Regions from separate parts of the Homo sapiens genome. Here regions 2 and 3 are each linked to region 1. Evidence: chromatin contacts called from ENCODE Hi-C data. All regions are on one chromosome and are shown on one strand. The core of a region is the stretch at or near the end of the contact, and the rest is flanking DNA. Distances in the headings are between cores, read along the strand shown. Region 1 overlaps BCAS4 (breast carcinoma amplified sequence 4). Region 2 has its middle 21 kb from the start of BCAS1-AS1. Region 3 has its middle 86 kb from the start of BCAS1-AS1.

Region 1 (4,703 bases), core at 1,253-3,752:
AGGGCCAGATCTTTGCTTTTCTGAGAGAAGCCGGAACTCTAGATTTTTCACATGAAATTCTAAAAATGTCACAAGCTAATGCCTGCTTTTTTCCCCCCCAGAAACATCAAATTATCTGCAGGCAGGATTGGACCTGTGGGTCATCTGTGTGTGGCCTCAGGATTAAATCTTTCCATGAAGCATCTCCAGGCTTCGAGTTAGGAGGACCTGCCTGATGCTGCCTGCAATCTTGAGTCTCCTGGCAACACAGACACACACACTTCCCACCACAGGAAGCTGTGATGGTTTTTCAGGGCTGGGCCACATGGGTCTCTCCGCCTGTCCACATGGACTTCTGCCCCCAGCCCTCTTCAGGCTGATGCTGGGTCTCCTTGCGCAGAATGCCCATGTGGATGACGGGATGGGATTTGAAAACAAAGGTGTCCCTGGAGCATCCATCCACACCATCCTCCCGACCTGCCTTCCCTGCCCGCAACCACGATCCTTCACCCAGTGCCCAGCCATACCACATCCCTGGCCTCCCCGCCTTTGCACAGGCTGGTCCCTCTGCCTGAATGCACTCCTTCCCCATCTGTTGAATTCTCTATTTCTCCTTACAGCCCCAGATTCATCACCACCTGTTATACGAAGCCTTCCCAATTTCCTAGGCAGGACTTAGCACCCCTGGCTCTGGAATCCCTTCACACCTTGACCTTACCTTGACAACAGCACTGTAGCATGGGACGGCACCAACTGATACCCAAATCAGTCTCCCCACATACACTGGGGCTTGATGGGAATGGAGATGGACTGAACTCTCTTTGCATACTCAAGTTTATGACGGGGCCCATTCATGAGAAAGTGCCCAATGCAGCCGGGCATGGTGGCTCACGCCTATAATCAATCCCAGCACTTTGGGAGGCCGAGGCGGGAGGATCACTTAAGGCCAGCAGTTCAAGACCAGCCTGGTCAACATGCTGTCTCTACTAAAAATACAAAAATTAGCCAGGCATGGTGGTGCATGCTTGTAATCCCAGCTACTCAGGAGGCTGAGGCAGGAGAATCACTTGAACCCGGGAGGCAGAGGTTGCAGTGAGCCGAGATTGCATCACGGCACTCCAGCCTGGGGGACAGAGCGAGACTCTATCTCGAAAGGAAGGAAGAAAGGAAGGAAGGAAGGGAGGGACGGAGGGAAAGACGGAAAGACAGAAAGACGGAAAGACAGAAAGACAAAGACAGAAAGAGAAAGAAAGAGTCCAATGCGTGGTGGTAAAGAAAGGACAATCCAGGCTGTTAAAAGCCTGTCTTGTTACCTAGCTCCCACCTGGACCCACATCTGAACGTAAAAATTGACTCAAGAGAAGAAACCATATAGGTCCTCTTGGGATTTCTGCTGTGACCCTAGAGGCTGGGCCGAGGTCCGCTGAATAGGTAGGGATGACTCAGTGCCTGCTGTCTAGGGTGGCTTTGTGCCGGGCACAAAGAAAGGCGTTCAATGAACATCTGGGGCTGCTGTTACTGTTACTCCCTTGGGTTCTCACAAACACTCTCAGGGTCCGGACACGGTGCTTCTCAGGGACATAAACGCACACCACTGGGCCCAGGTGGCCAGGCTTCCTCCACTCTGGGGAGACACAGGGCCTGGTCACAATATGGAGCTCTACCCTTTGGGCCTCCAGGCAGACACCTCAAGCCCAGGTTACTGGTTTGCCTCTAATAAGCTTGGGAGCTTCTAGAAAATTCTATCAGCACTCCTGGGGGCTCCACACCTGGCTGGCAGCAATCCTAGGAACACTGGGATCTAGAAGCAATTTCTTTTTCTTTTCTTTTTTTTTTGAGACACAATCTTGATCTATCACCCAGGCTGGAGTGCAGTGGCGCAATCTCAGCTCACTGCAACCTCCACCTTCCGGGTTCAAGCAATTCTCCTGCCTCAGCCTCCTGAGTAGCTAAGATTACAGGCGCCTGCCACCACACCCGGCTAATTTTTGTATTTTTGGTAGAGGCAGGGTTTCACCATGTTGGTCAGGCTGGTCTTGAACTCCTGACCTCAAGTGATCTGCCCGCTTTGGCCTCCCAAAGTGCTGGGATTACAGGTGTGAGCCACTGCACCCAGCCTCTAGAGGCGATTTCTAGAGACTCTGGCGTGGGAGGCTTTGTCTTCTGGGCCATTGTCTTCCATCTTCCTCCTCAGCCAGGCTAGTAGATTTGGGCCAACCAGACAGAGTAGGAGGTAAAAGCAGAGAGAACAGAAGGATTCAGGAAGGAACTCGATGCCCAACTCCACCACGGGCTGTGGCCTGGGCAAGAGGCTCCTCCTAGGCCTCGCAGGCCTGAAGCCATTTCCTGGCTGTCTCCATGTTTGCACAGGGGACGGTGCAGAGCTGAGGAAAGTTAAATATAGTCTAGCGTCCCCGCTGAACGGCTCCCTGCATCGGTGCCCGAGAGTGCCACCTTGTGGTCCACTCCTGGCTCCTCTGCGGAATAAAAACCATCTCGAGGGAAGGACGAGATCAAGATGGCCGCCTCAGGAAGCACTTGGGGTTGAGTGAGAGAGAGAGAGCGAGAGAGAGAGAGAGGAGGGAGTGTTTGCACGTGGCTTTCCTCTCAGCGCTGGCCGCTGCCCCATTCCTCCTGGTTGCTAACTCACCACCAAAATGGCTTCCGCAGAAAACTCCAGCAAGGGCCTGAAGTCTGGCCTGGGCCTAAACCCACGCCTTCCAGGCAGCCACTCACCAGGTCAGCCAGGCTGCAAAACTCTTCCAGCCTGAGGAGCATGCCCTCGATGGTCTCCTCCACCTCCTTCGCCTGAAAAAGAGACGATATCCTGGAGATTAGCAAGTGGTTTCCAGGGAGACAAACACCCTTCATTTTTTTTTTTTTTTTAAAGCAAACTAAGTCTTAGGATTATGTGCCCGGTTCCTGCTCGACCCCCTTCCACTGCCTCCTTTGAAAGAGCAATAAACAGGCAGCAGTCCTGGCGCCCATCACGGAGGACTGGTTAAAGCCACCACGGCCTCTCCATTCTATGCAGCTTTCAAAAGAGACAAGATCAACAAATACAGGAAATAACAAAGCTACCCGTATCCTCCACGTTGTACAGATGAGGACACGGAGGCTCAGAGAGGTGGGGTAACCTGCTCAAGATCACACAGTTAACAAACAGCGGGGCAAGGATCCTAATCCAGATGGAGTCCACAACCTCACAGCCTGCTCTAATAAACACAGTGGCCCCGGTGATACCCCGGAGAGGAAAAGCAAGCTGCAGACGGTGTCAGATACAAACCATACCAAAAAAAATGTGTGAGGCGGGCGGATCACCTGAGGTCAGGAGTTTGAGACCAGCCTGACCAACATGGCAGAACCCCGTCTCTACTCAAAATACAAAAATTAGCCGGGCATGGTGGCGTGTGCCTGTAGTCACAGCTACTCCGAGGCTGAGGCAGGAGAATCGCTTGAACCTAGGAGGCGGAGGCTGCAGTGAGCCAAGATTGCACCACTGCACTCTAGCCTGGGCAACAGAGCGAGACTCCGTCTCAAAAAAAAGTACATGTCTTCACAGAGAAAGGCCTGGAATGATATGTGCCAGACTGCTAATAGTTAAGAGATGTGCTTATACTTAAAAAATTTGTTGTTTATCTGAAATTCAAATTCAACCGGGCATCCCATAGTTTCTTTGGAAACCCTATTAACAGGGCTTACTTAGCCCTGGGCAGGAGGAGTTGGGAAAGGGACTCTGACAAGGGAAACTTGAATTTTTTATGTTATGTAAAGGGTCCATGGCCGGGAGCAGTGGCTTATGCCTGTAATCCCAACATTTTGGGAGGCCGAGGCAGGAAGATCACTTAAGTCCAGGAATTCGAGACCAGTCTGGGCAACATGGTGAGACTCCATCCCTTTAAAAAAAAAAAAAAATTAGCCCAGGTGCACTGGCTCACGCCTGTAATCCCAGCACTTTGGGAGGCTGAGGCGGGCAGATCACGAGGTCAGGAGATCGACACCATTCTGGACAATGTGGTGACCCCATCTCTACTAAAAATACAAAAATTAGCCGGGTGTGGTGGCACACACCTGTAGTCCCAGCTACTCAGTAGGCTGAGGCAAGAGAATCGCTTGAACCCGGGAGGCGGAGGCTGCAGTGAGCCAAGGTCACACCACTGCACTCCAGCCTGGGCGACAGAGCGAGATTCCGTCTCAAAAAAAAAAAAAAAAAAAAAAAAAAAAAAATTAGCCAGGCATGGTGGTGCATGTCTGTAGTCCCAGCTACCCAGGAGGCTGAGGCTGCAGTAAGCAGTGATCGCACCACTGCACTCCAGGCTGGGCGACAGAGTGAGAACTTGTCTTTAAAAAAAGAAGAAGAAATAAAACCCAGTCATCAGGCTGGACATTAACATAAATGAGTGAAACAGGCCATCAGGCTTGTGATCTGAGAGGTGCTCATCCAGTCCTCCAGCTGCTGGCCACTAGCTGCCATCAGGAAATGCAGGCCCGGAGCTGCCAGATCTTTCCATTTTCCAAGAGAAGCCAGAAATCCTAATTTGATAGGAAATGCCCCAATGTTTAAACATTGGAACACATTTAAAAAACCCTTTAATGCTTCACAAATTAAGCCAATAACGAACGTGCAGAGGGCCTGCCAGTGTACAACTGCTTCATGCACTTGTGTAAAAATTAGGGAAATAATTAGCGGTTTGGCCAGGCGTAGTGGCTCACGCCTGTAATCC
Region 2 (4,703 bases), core at 1,497-3,996, 3.1 Mb before region 1:
ACAGTTCATTCGCCAGCAAAATATGGATTCTTCTGAGTTTCCATGAAGTCTTTAATGTTCTCAGGTGGTGTGACTATCCATACATTTCTCTGAAGAGGTATTCATGTATTATTTGACATTTAGTGTAAACAAAATGCATCTAAAAGCGCAAAAAATTTGGCTTACAAAATGCATCTGGCCCCTGGGTCGGGGATACAGGATTGTGGGCCTGTATTATTTTTATAATCAGGGGGATAGGAAGGTGAAAATTATAACGATACTCTCCTACTCAACAGAAGACAATCAATTAAGAAGGTATGTATACAGTAAACATCCACCTAGAACATTCTCTTCAAAAAGTAAATTATGGAAAAAGGCCAGGCGCGGTGGCTCACGCCTATAATACCAGCACTTTGGGAGGCCAAGATGGGCAAATTACTTGAGGTTAGGAGTTCAAGACCAGCCTGGTCAACATGGTGAAACCCCGTTTCTACAAAAATAATAAAATTAGCTTGGCATGGTGGTGTCTGCCTGTAATCCAAGCTACTTGGGAGGCTGAGGCAGGAGAATTGTTTGAACCCTGGAGGTGGAGGTTGCAGTGAGCCGAGATCACGCCACTGCACTCCAGCCTGGGTGACAGAGCAAGACTCCATCTCAAAAAAAAAAAAAAAAATTATAGGAAAAAAATAAATTATGGACAAGTTTAGTCATCTTATTTTATAGGAATAAGAATGAGGAAACAGATGCTTGGAGAAGTTCAGACCAGAACTCCTGCAAGCTAACGAATATGGATGTGGGGTGTGGATCTTGGGTCTGTGTGGTTGTTGTGTCTCCCATCTGAACCATCACACACAACCGCTTTCCTGTTTTGTTGACACACAGTGCAGTGTCTTGCATAGCTAGACACCAATTATGTTGGTTAGGTGAATGAACGAATGAGCACCTTCCTGCCACAAAGTTAATTCCTTAGAAGGCTCACGTCATCTGAATTCCATCTTATAATAAAAAAGAAATCAAGCAAGGTAGGGCCAGGCAGGGGCTAAATAAGAGCCTGAGGCAGACAGATAAGTCTTCAGTTGCAGAGTTGAAACTGTCACCGGTGATGATATAAACAGTTGTACCATCTGTGTGATGCCTTTATCAGGTTGGGGGACAGGCTCTGGAACCAGACCCCTTAGGTTCCAATTCAGGTTCAGCACTTACTGGATGCAAGTTAATTAAAGGTTCTGTACCTCAACATCCTTATTTGTAAAATGGGAATAATACTAAGACTTCCATTATACGTCTATGATGAGGATGAGATGAGTTGATACAGAAAAAGTACTTCCAGGAGTCTCTGGCCCACGGCAAGCACCAGTAAGTAGCCTCTCCTCTTTATCCCCAGTGCATCTTCTTCATCGTTAGTTAATTCGGCTGCTCTCAGCCCCCATGAAGTGGCTAGCACAGAGAGGCAGGACTGCAGGATGTCAAGGCTTCATGTTCAGATGGTCTTGGGTTCGCACTCCTTGCAGTGACAAGCTGTGTGACAGAACAAAACTACCTCTTTGTGCCTCGGTGGCCTCATAGATACCACCTCAATAATACCACATCATTATGGAAACTTTATGAAGGCTATATTAACGAATGGGTGCAAAATGCTCAGCTCAGTCATTTCTCAATAATAATGACTCTTTTTATAAACATCCTCACTCTTTTTTTTTTTTTTTTTTTTGAGACAGGGTCTTGCTCTGTTGCCGAGGCTGGAGTGCAGTGGTGTGGTCACAGCTCACTGCAGTCTCAACTTCCTGGGCTCAAGTGATCTTCCTGCCTCAGCCTCCTCAATAGCTAAGACTACAGGCACACACCACCATGCCTGGCTAAATTTTTTGTAGAGATGGAGATCTTGATTTGTTGCCCAGGCTGATCTCAAACTCCTGGCCTCAAGAGATTCTCCCGCCTTGGCTTCCCAAAGTGCTGAGATTACAGGTGTGAGACACTGTGCACAGTGAAACAGCCCCATTCTAATGATGAGAAACTGAGAAGCAAAAAGGTTAAGGATTAAGAACCTAAAGATGCAGAAATCCAGCCAGCGTGTTGGCTCACGCCTTGTAGTCCCAGCTACTAGGGAGATTGAGGCAGGAAGATAGCTTGAGTGCAGGACATTCAGGCAGCAGTGCGCCATGATGGCACCATTGCACTCCAGCCTGGGTGACAGAGCCAGACCCCATTTCTAAAACAAAAAAAAAATCAAATAACTAAAGATACAGAATTTTCAGCTTTTTCTGCAAGAGTGGTGCACCCTGAAGTATGTTATACCAAACACTGGTGGGATACAGAAGGGTATTCAGAGAGCTATCGGCAACATTATGTATTACTTTTTTTTCTTTTTTTTTTTTTTGTGGTGGAGTCTCGCTCTGTTGCCCAGGCTGGAGTGCAGTGATGCGATCTTGGCTCACTGCAACCTCTGCCTCGTGGGTTCAAGCAATTCTTCTGCTTCAGCCTCCCGAGTAGCTGGGATTACAGACGCACGCCACCACGCCCGGCTAATTTTGGTATTTTTAGTAGAGACGAGGTTTCACCATGTTGGCCAGGCTGATCTCAAACTCCTGACTTCAGGTGATCCGCTCGCCTCGGCCTCCCAAAGTGCTGGGGTTACGGGCATGAGCCACTGCACCTGGCTGTATTACTTTTAATAGTTGTGTATTTTCATGAACACATATATACTTAAGGGTGGAGGGTGGGGTGGGGAGAGGATGGAAAAACTACCTATTCGTACTATACTTATTACCTGGGTGGCAAAATAATCTGTACACCAAAACCCCATGACACACAATTTACCTATATAACAAACCCGCACGTGTACCCCTGAACCTAAAAAAAAAGTTTAAAAAAAGCATTCTTTAAAAAAAAAAACGGTATGTATTTTTTTCACAGTTTCTATCTGTGGCAAGAAAATCAGCCTCCCATTTACCATAGTGACATAAAGTTTCCTTTTTATGTCAGTGTAGTCAATATCCAAATAATGAAAGAAAAATCTTAAGTCAACACTAAACAAGGCAGCAAGAGATATGGCAAAAATCATGAAGTTCATATGTGAGCAGCGGCATGAGAGACACTGTGGTAGACCACATCTGGTGATTCAAATCGCCCAGCAAGATGGTCAAGGGGCCCCTTCAAGGGTTGCAGACAGTGACAGTCTTGTGATTCACTCCCACGTTCTTCATAAGTGAATCTTTCCTTTCTCTGGGTACACATTGACCTATTCCTTCATGAATTTCTTAACCACAAATTAGAACCATGTTATGACCGTCTTGGTCTCCAATTTTTCATCTTTCCTAACTTCCCCCTTGATGTCATTAACTGGTGTGTGTGTGTGTGTGTGTGTGTGTGTGTGTGTGTGTGTAAAAGACAGAGAAAGAAAGGCTGAGGGAGAGAGGGAGAGATGCTTGTGAACAAAGACCATACATGCCTCTCTTGTTCACACCACCTGCTTCAATAATGGACATGTGGGAGTGGCTTAATAGTGATCGTTTACCGTGTGCTATGCATGCATGATTGTTTCTAATCCACCCAGCACTTGGCAAGGCAGATAGTATCACACTACGATTTTTACAAATGAGGAGGAACTTGAGGCTTACAGGGGTGAGGTGGACCCAAGTGGAAGCAGCTAATGTGACAATATTAGAAGTTGAACCTGGGTAGCCTAAACTTAGAGCCTAGATCTAAACCCTTACCCCATTGTCACCCACTTTAAAAGATGCCAGGGAGAGGAGGGGAGGGGAGGGGAAGGGAGAGGGGAGGGGAAGGGAGGGGGAGGAGAAGGGAGGGGAAGGGAGGGGGAGGAGAAGGGAGGGGAAGGGAGGGGAGGGGAGGGGAGGGGAGGGGAGGGAAAGAGAAGGGGAAAGGGAAAGGGGAGATAGAGGCAACAATATTATTTTTATTTTTTATTTTTTTGAGACAGAGTCTTGCCCTGTCACCCAGGCTGGAGTGCAGTGGCACAATCACAGCTCACTGCAACCTCTGCCTCCTGGGTTCAAGTGATTCTCCTGCCTCAGCCTCCCAAGTAGCTGGGATTACAGGTACCCACCACCATACCCAGCTAATTTTTGTATTTTTAGTAGAGATGAGATTTCACCATGTTGGCCAGGCTGGTCTTGAACTACTGACCTTAGGTGATCTGCCCACCTCAGCCTGCCAAAGTGCTGGGATTACAGGCATGAGCCACTGCGCCAGGCCAATAATATTGTTTTTAAGCTACCTAACTAAACTTCCATGTCTTGGGTTCTCTTTTGCACTAAGCATTGGACAGACATCATCTCTATTCCTCATCTAAAATCTCTGCTCAGAGGAAGCTTGACTTGGAGACAGGGTAGAGGTTTGCTATTTAGTCATTTGCTGTCAGGACGGAAGTCGTTAAAGTCAGGCAAGCTATAGTTCCAATCTTGAATCTGCCATCTAAAAGCCGAGTAACCTTGGGCTCATTATTTATACTGCCCAGGCCTCGGTTTCCCCATCTATAATAGGGATGATGATGCCTACTCCATCAGGTCCTACAGGGATCAGATGATATCATGTGTCTCCTGTGCCTGCTTCATAGCATGTTCTTGGTGTATGGTTGCTGTAATTATTGCTGTTGCTGTTACCATTATCCACACACCTTATAAGTCTTGGAACCAAACTATCAACCTAGGGCCATTTTAAGAGAGTAAGGAGCTTATGAGTTAAAGTTGGACTTGAACATCAGG
Region 3 (4,703 bases), core at 1,176-3,675, 3.0 Mb before region 1:
TCAATGCTCTAGGGAACAAAACAAAGTTGCTGACCACCTGGAGTTTATAGATGAGCCACGCAGGCTGATATGGTAGCCACAGGCCTCAAGTGGCCACTGAGCACTTGAATGGGGCTGGTCGGGACTGAGATATGCTGTGAGAGTAAAACACACACTGGATTTCAAAGACTTAGTTCAAAAAATGAATAAAAAATATCTCATTAACAATTATTTTATGTTGATTACATGTTAAAATGATAATATTATGGACATACTGGGTTTAATGAAACACTACTATTATAATAAATATAATAGTATTCATTTTCTTTTTACCTTCTTTTTTTTTTTTGAAATGAGGTCTCACTCTGTCATCCAGGCCGGAGTGCAGTGGTATGATCACGGCTCACTGCAGCCTTGACCTCCCTGAGATCAAGCGATCCTCCCACATAAGCCTCCTGAGTAGCTGGGACTACAGGTGTGTACCATCATGCCCAGCTAGTATAATTTTTGTATTTTTAGTAGAGATGGAGTTTCATCATGTTCCCCAGGCTGGTCTCGAACTCCTGAGCTCAAGCTCTCTGCCTGCCTTGGCCTCCCAAAGTTCTGGGATGACAGGAGTGAGCCACCACGCCTGACCTCTTTTTACTTTCTTAATATGACTCCTAGAAAATTTTAAATTTCCTGTGTGGCTTGCATTATATTTCTGTTGGGTAGCACTGTCCTAGAGGTGTATAAGCTAGTAAATAATACATATATTAATATAATACTTCATAGTGATGAATGCTTTGAAGAAAGTGAACAGGACAAGAAAATGGAGCCATATGGGAGGTGAGGGCTCTGGCAGTATTTCATAAGGGGCTTCCATGGAAGTCTTTTCTGAAGAGGTAATATTTGATTATCCAAAGATGCAAGGTCGGGCATGGTGGCTCATGCCGGTAATCCCAGCATTTCGGGAGGCCAAGGTGGGCAGATCACCTGAGATCATGAGTTCAAGACCAGCCTGGCCAATATGGCAAAACCCCGTCTCTACTGAAAATACAAAAACTAGCTGAACATGGTGGCACATGCCTGTAATCCCAGCTACTTGGGAGGCTGAGGCACGAGAATCGCTTGAACCTGGGAGGCGGAGGTTGCAGTGAGCCAAGATCACGCCACTCTGGCCAAAAAAAAAAAAAAAAAAAAAATGCAGATAAATCTTGATTCCTAGAGAAATTGCTTAGACTCTGTTTTTTCATTGTGTCACCAGCTAAAATAGTCAACGAATAATCATAGAGAAACTGAGGGGGTTAAAAAATGTGGAAATAGTTTGTACCTTCTTCTGTGATGGCCTGACAGGCTTACAAGCCAGGAATAATTATTTTTCTCTTGTAAACAGTCAGCAAATGTTCAGAGAACCATCTTATTTAGGCACAAGTAATAAAAATCTTACAAATAGATTTTTCCTTCCCTGTAGCTATTTGTAGCTACATTATCCGTTTTTATTTATTTCTGATAAAACAACACCCATGTCTGATGATGGAGGGGGGTGGGGAAACCATAAGCAGAACTTCATGTTCCTCAAGGGTCTAGCTTAATTCCAAACAATAATTGTGTTTCCTGTCTCAGCAGGATAAATGTACAGCACAGGAAATTCTGTATAGAGTGGGCAGAGGCACTTTTCAAATTTCCCATATGAAGAGTATGCTATTATTGGAGTAGGGTAATTTGAGCACCTCTCACAAGTATAGTATAAAAAGTTAAACCCAGATTAGAGAGTTCTGCCCAGGGGAAACGAAAGTAAACAAAAATTGAAGCAGTGAACTGTTGAAACTCTAAATGCCGTTGAACTTTGAGCATGAAGAAGCCCTCCAAACAGCCCGTGCACACAGTCAGAGAGCTGTTGTTAACTCAGATTCTATCATTTACAGGTGCCCCATGTTCATGACATGTTAATTAGGCTTGACAATAAACTCAGCATTTGTTTCATATTAGAACAATGAGATTTTATACATGACTCAAGGGCTATATTTAGTGAATTCAAATCCAATAAAATAAATTATTTCAATGCTTCTACATTCATATTTGGGAACCCTAAGTATACCACAGATCATATCATGCTGTTGACACCAAACCTCACGCACCAAAACCTTGAAATAGACCAGATAACCTAAACTGTGGGAATTAGGACTGTTCCTACCACTTAAGAAAGAGTTCTCCTGCGTTTGCTATATTTCCAGAACTTGGCTTTACATGAATCAAAGACATGAGATCTCTTCCCCCATTCTCCACTTACTCCCCAAATGAAAAGAAAATGAAAGAAAGGCCAAAGAGTATTTTCTTTATTTTCTAAAATTATTTCCAACTTTTCCTAGTGACTCTTAAAAATAGAAATGTGGCCAGTGGCTTACTGGTCGGATCCTGAGCCGATGATTCATTGCCATGAGACGTTATTTCGTGAGACATTCTCTAAGGGAATCCAGGGAAAGAATTCTGTCCTAGTCACTCACATATTATGCTTTTAAGAATGAGGTGTGGCCAGAGTTCTCAGAGATCCTTGAAGAGAAAATTATTTTCATTGTTTTTTCTGTTTGTTAGCACTTTAAAACTTAAAAACAGTTGGGATAATTCTACTCACTGTGTGGGGGACAGCATGGTGTGTTTGAAGACGTGCCCGGAAGAGCACAAAAAGTGACTCTTTCTCTCCCCCATACCACACACTCAAATATATGTCACCTCTCTATCTCACTCACGATTCACGCATCTGCAAAAGTTCACAGATAGCAAATTGGCTCTCCAATCAAAATAACAATGCCAGTAAAGAAACCTCAAAGGGTCCAGAAACAAACATTCAAACAACAGGGTCCTACGAAAATTTCATTAGAGAGGAAATAGGTCCTTAGAACAGAACAAAACTAAACAGAAACTCTGAAGGAAGATGAGAAAGAATACTATGAATGTGGTTAGCTAGAAAGCTATTCAACAGCTTCCTTGCTTCCCTAATATCCAGCTGCAGGAATATGCCAAGGGGAGAAAAAAAAATCTTTCTTAGTCCTACTAAACGTAGGAAAAGTGCTATTCTGACTCCAAAGCTGAGCTGTAGATGGCAGTGAGTGGGTGGGAAGGGAATGTGAGCCGTCCCTAACAACAACAGAAAGCCTTCTGCTAGTATCCGTTCCCAAACTATAAACACTCAGAGACTCCTCGCCAAGCACATAATAAAAATTTCACCTCCCCCCCCAACCATGGTTTCCTGTAGTTTGTACTATTCAAATGCAAATTGTGATGAATATCAGCGTGGACTCTCCAACTTAAAGAACTCTGATTTTTTTTTTCATAAGTATCCAAAGCTTCCCACTGAGAAGAAAGCATCATTTAGGAGATACTCAACTGGTTGAGAAATATATGTGCTTATTTTAGAATTGGCACAAGAATATGTAAAATGATCCACTGATAATGATCACCCTAAGGGATGTCACACCCAAACGCCTATTTTTGCAAACAGAAAAGGAACAAATACAGCATTCTTTACTGAAAACTCTAAAGGAGATCCTGCACCATAAATTACAGACCTAATCTAAGAGTCAAGCAATGTTTACTCTAAAAGGTGACATTCCGAAATTTTCCTACAATCGGATTAGATGGAAGAGCACATTGTCTTTCTTTCACTTGGGAAGTAAGCCCTACCATAATTCTCTTTTAAGGGATGAATCATAGAGCCCCCACATCTGACAATGGATTAAGTCATTTGTTTTGTTTCTGGGATATATTCTACCCTTCACTACAACTGGGATCTACAATTTGTTCTAACATTTTCTGGCAATTTCTGATTTGTTCAGACAAAGACCAGAAGCTTAAGTCCCACGGAATTAACTGGTTGGATTATTACCAAGGTGGAACAGAGCCAGAAGGTTGAGAACATACACATCGTGTGCTCTTGGGACATAATATCTGCCTTCGCAAGGATGGTATCATTTCTCAGCCTCTCACCCACCAGTTAGCTCAACGAACTGGAAATGTTTTTCTTTCCTTTCCCTTTTTTTTCCCTAATTTTTTAACAGCAGGAACAGAATAAACTGGTAATAAATCAGGCAAGCAATATTTTTTTTTTTGCTTCTTGGAACATACTAGAAAATAATAGTAACTTATTTGTTACAACACTTATATCTCTACATTAACCAACAAGCCAAAAAGAAGATGAAAGAAAAAATTAAGAAGAGACAAAGAGGGAGGAGGATGGGGAGGAAGAAAGAAGGAGGGAGGGAGGGACAGAGGGAAGGAGGGAGGGAGGGAAGAGGGAGGGAAGAAGAAAGGAAGGGAGGAAATTTTCTGATTCTAAAAAATCAGAAGTCACCAAAGTAGCTTTCATATTCAACTAATTGAAGAGTATGTTTAAATAATATTCCATTTGCCTAGTACTTCACAGTTTCACATACATCAGCAATTGGTTGCCTGATATCATTTATCATCTTTTATACTGGAGGAAACCAATGATTTCAAAGATTAAATAATTTAAGAATGATCATGTACCTAGTACAATATTGAGCCAAAATAAAACTTGGTATTTCAGTCTGCTATGGTTTGAGTGTTCGTCACCTCCAAAACTCTTGTTGAAACTTAATTGCCGATGTGGCAGTATTGAGGGGTTGGACCTTTAAGAGGTGATTAGGTCACAAGGGCTCTGTCCTCATGAATGAATTAATTCTTTCATGGATTAATGGGCTAATGGGTTGTTATGGGAGTGGAAC

Evidence for each region. Hi-C counts contacts between places; a loop is a spot of excess contacts on that map. Pooled maps may share reads with other maps.
Region 2: a loop to region 1 is called in a map with no recorded cell type, with 4 times the contacts of the local background. The contact joins two enhancer-like sites. A Hi-C loop is called at or near these places in 2 of 37 single-sample maps with no recorded cell type and 2 of 50 pooled maps.
Region 3: a loop to region 1 is called in a map with no recorded cell type, with 9 times the contacts of the local background. The contact joins two enhancer-like sites. A Hi-C loop is called at or near these places in 3 of 37 single-sample maps with no recorded cell type and 2 of 50 pooled maps.

What each region holds. Positions count from the first base shown.
Region 1 is chr20:50,816,295-50,820,997 of GRCh38, reverse strand. It overlaps BCAS4 (breast carcinoma amplified sequence 4), which reads right to left. Exons shown (of 5, transcript NM_198799.4): 2 at 2,716-2,787. Among named protein-coding and RNA genes, the nearest start is that of BCAS4, 24 kb to the right of the region's middle. RefSeq lists enhancers at 141-642, 1,626-1,675, 2,163-2,212, 2,223-2,272. Within about 2 kb of position 2,502, at least 22 of the 41 ENCODE cell types and tissues checked have a DNase peak (open chromatin) inside an H3K27ac peak, as active enhancers do.
Region 2 is chr20:53,891,879-53,896,581 of GRCh38, reverse strand. No RefSeq gene overlaps it. Among named protein-coding and RNA genes, the nearest start is that of BCAS1-AS1, 21 kb to the left of the region's middle. Within about 2 kb of position 2,746, at least 7 of the 41 ENCODE cell types and tissues checked have a DNase peak (open chromatin) inside an H3K27ac peak, as active enhancers do.
Region 3 is chr20:53,827,278-53,831,980 of GRCh38, reverse strand. No RefSeq gene overlaps it. Among named protein-coding and RNA genes, the nearest start is that of BCAS1-AS1, 86 kb to the left of the region's middle. RefSeq lists a cis regulatory region at 1,802-1,815 and enhancers at 1,737-1,881, 3,148-3,257. Within about 2 kb of position 2,425, at least 29 of the 41 ENCODE cell types and tissues checked have a DNase peak (open chromatin) inside an H3K27ac peak, as active enhancers do.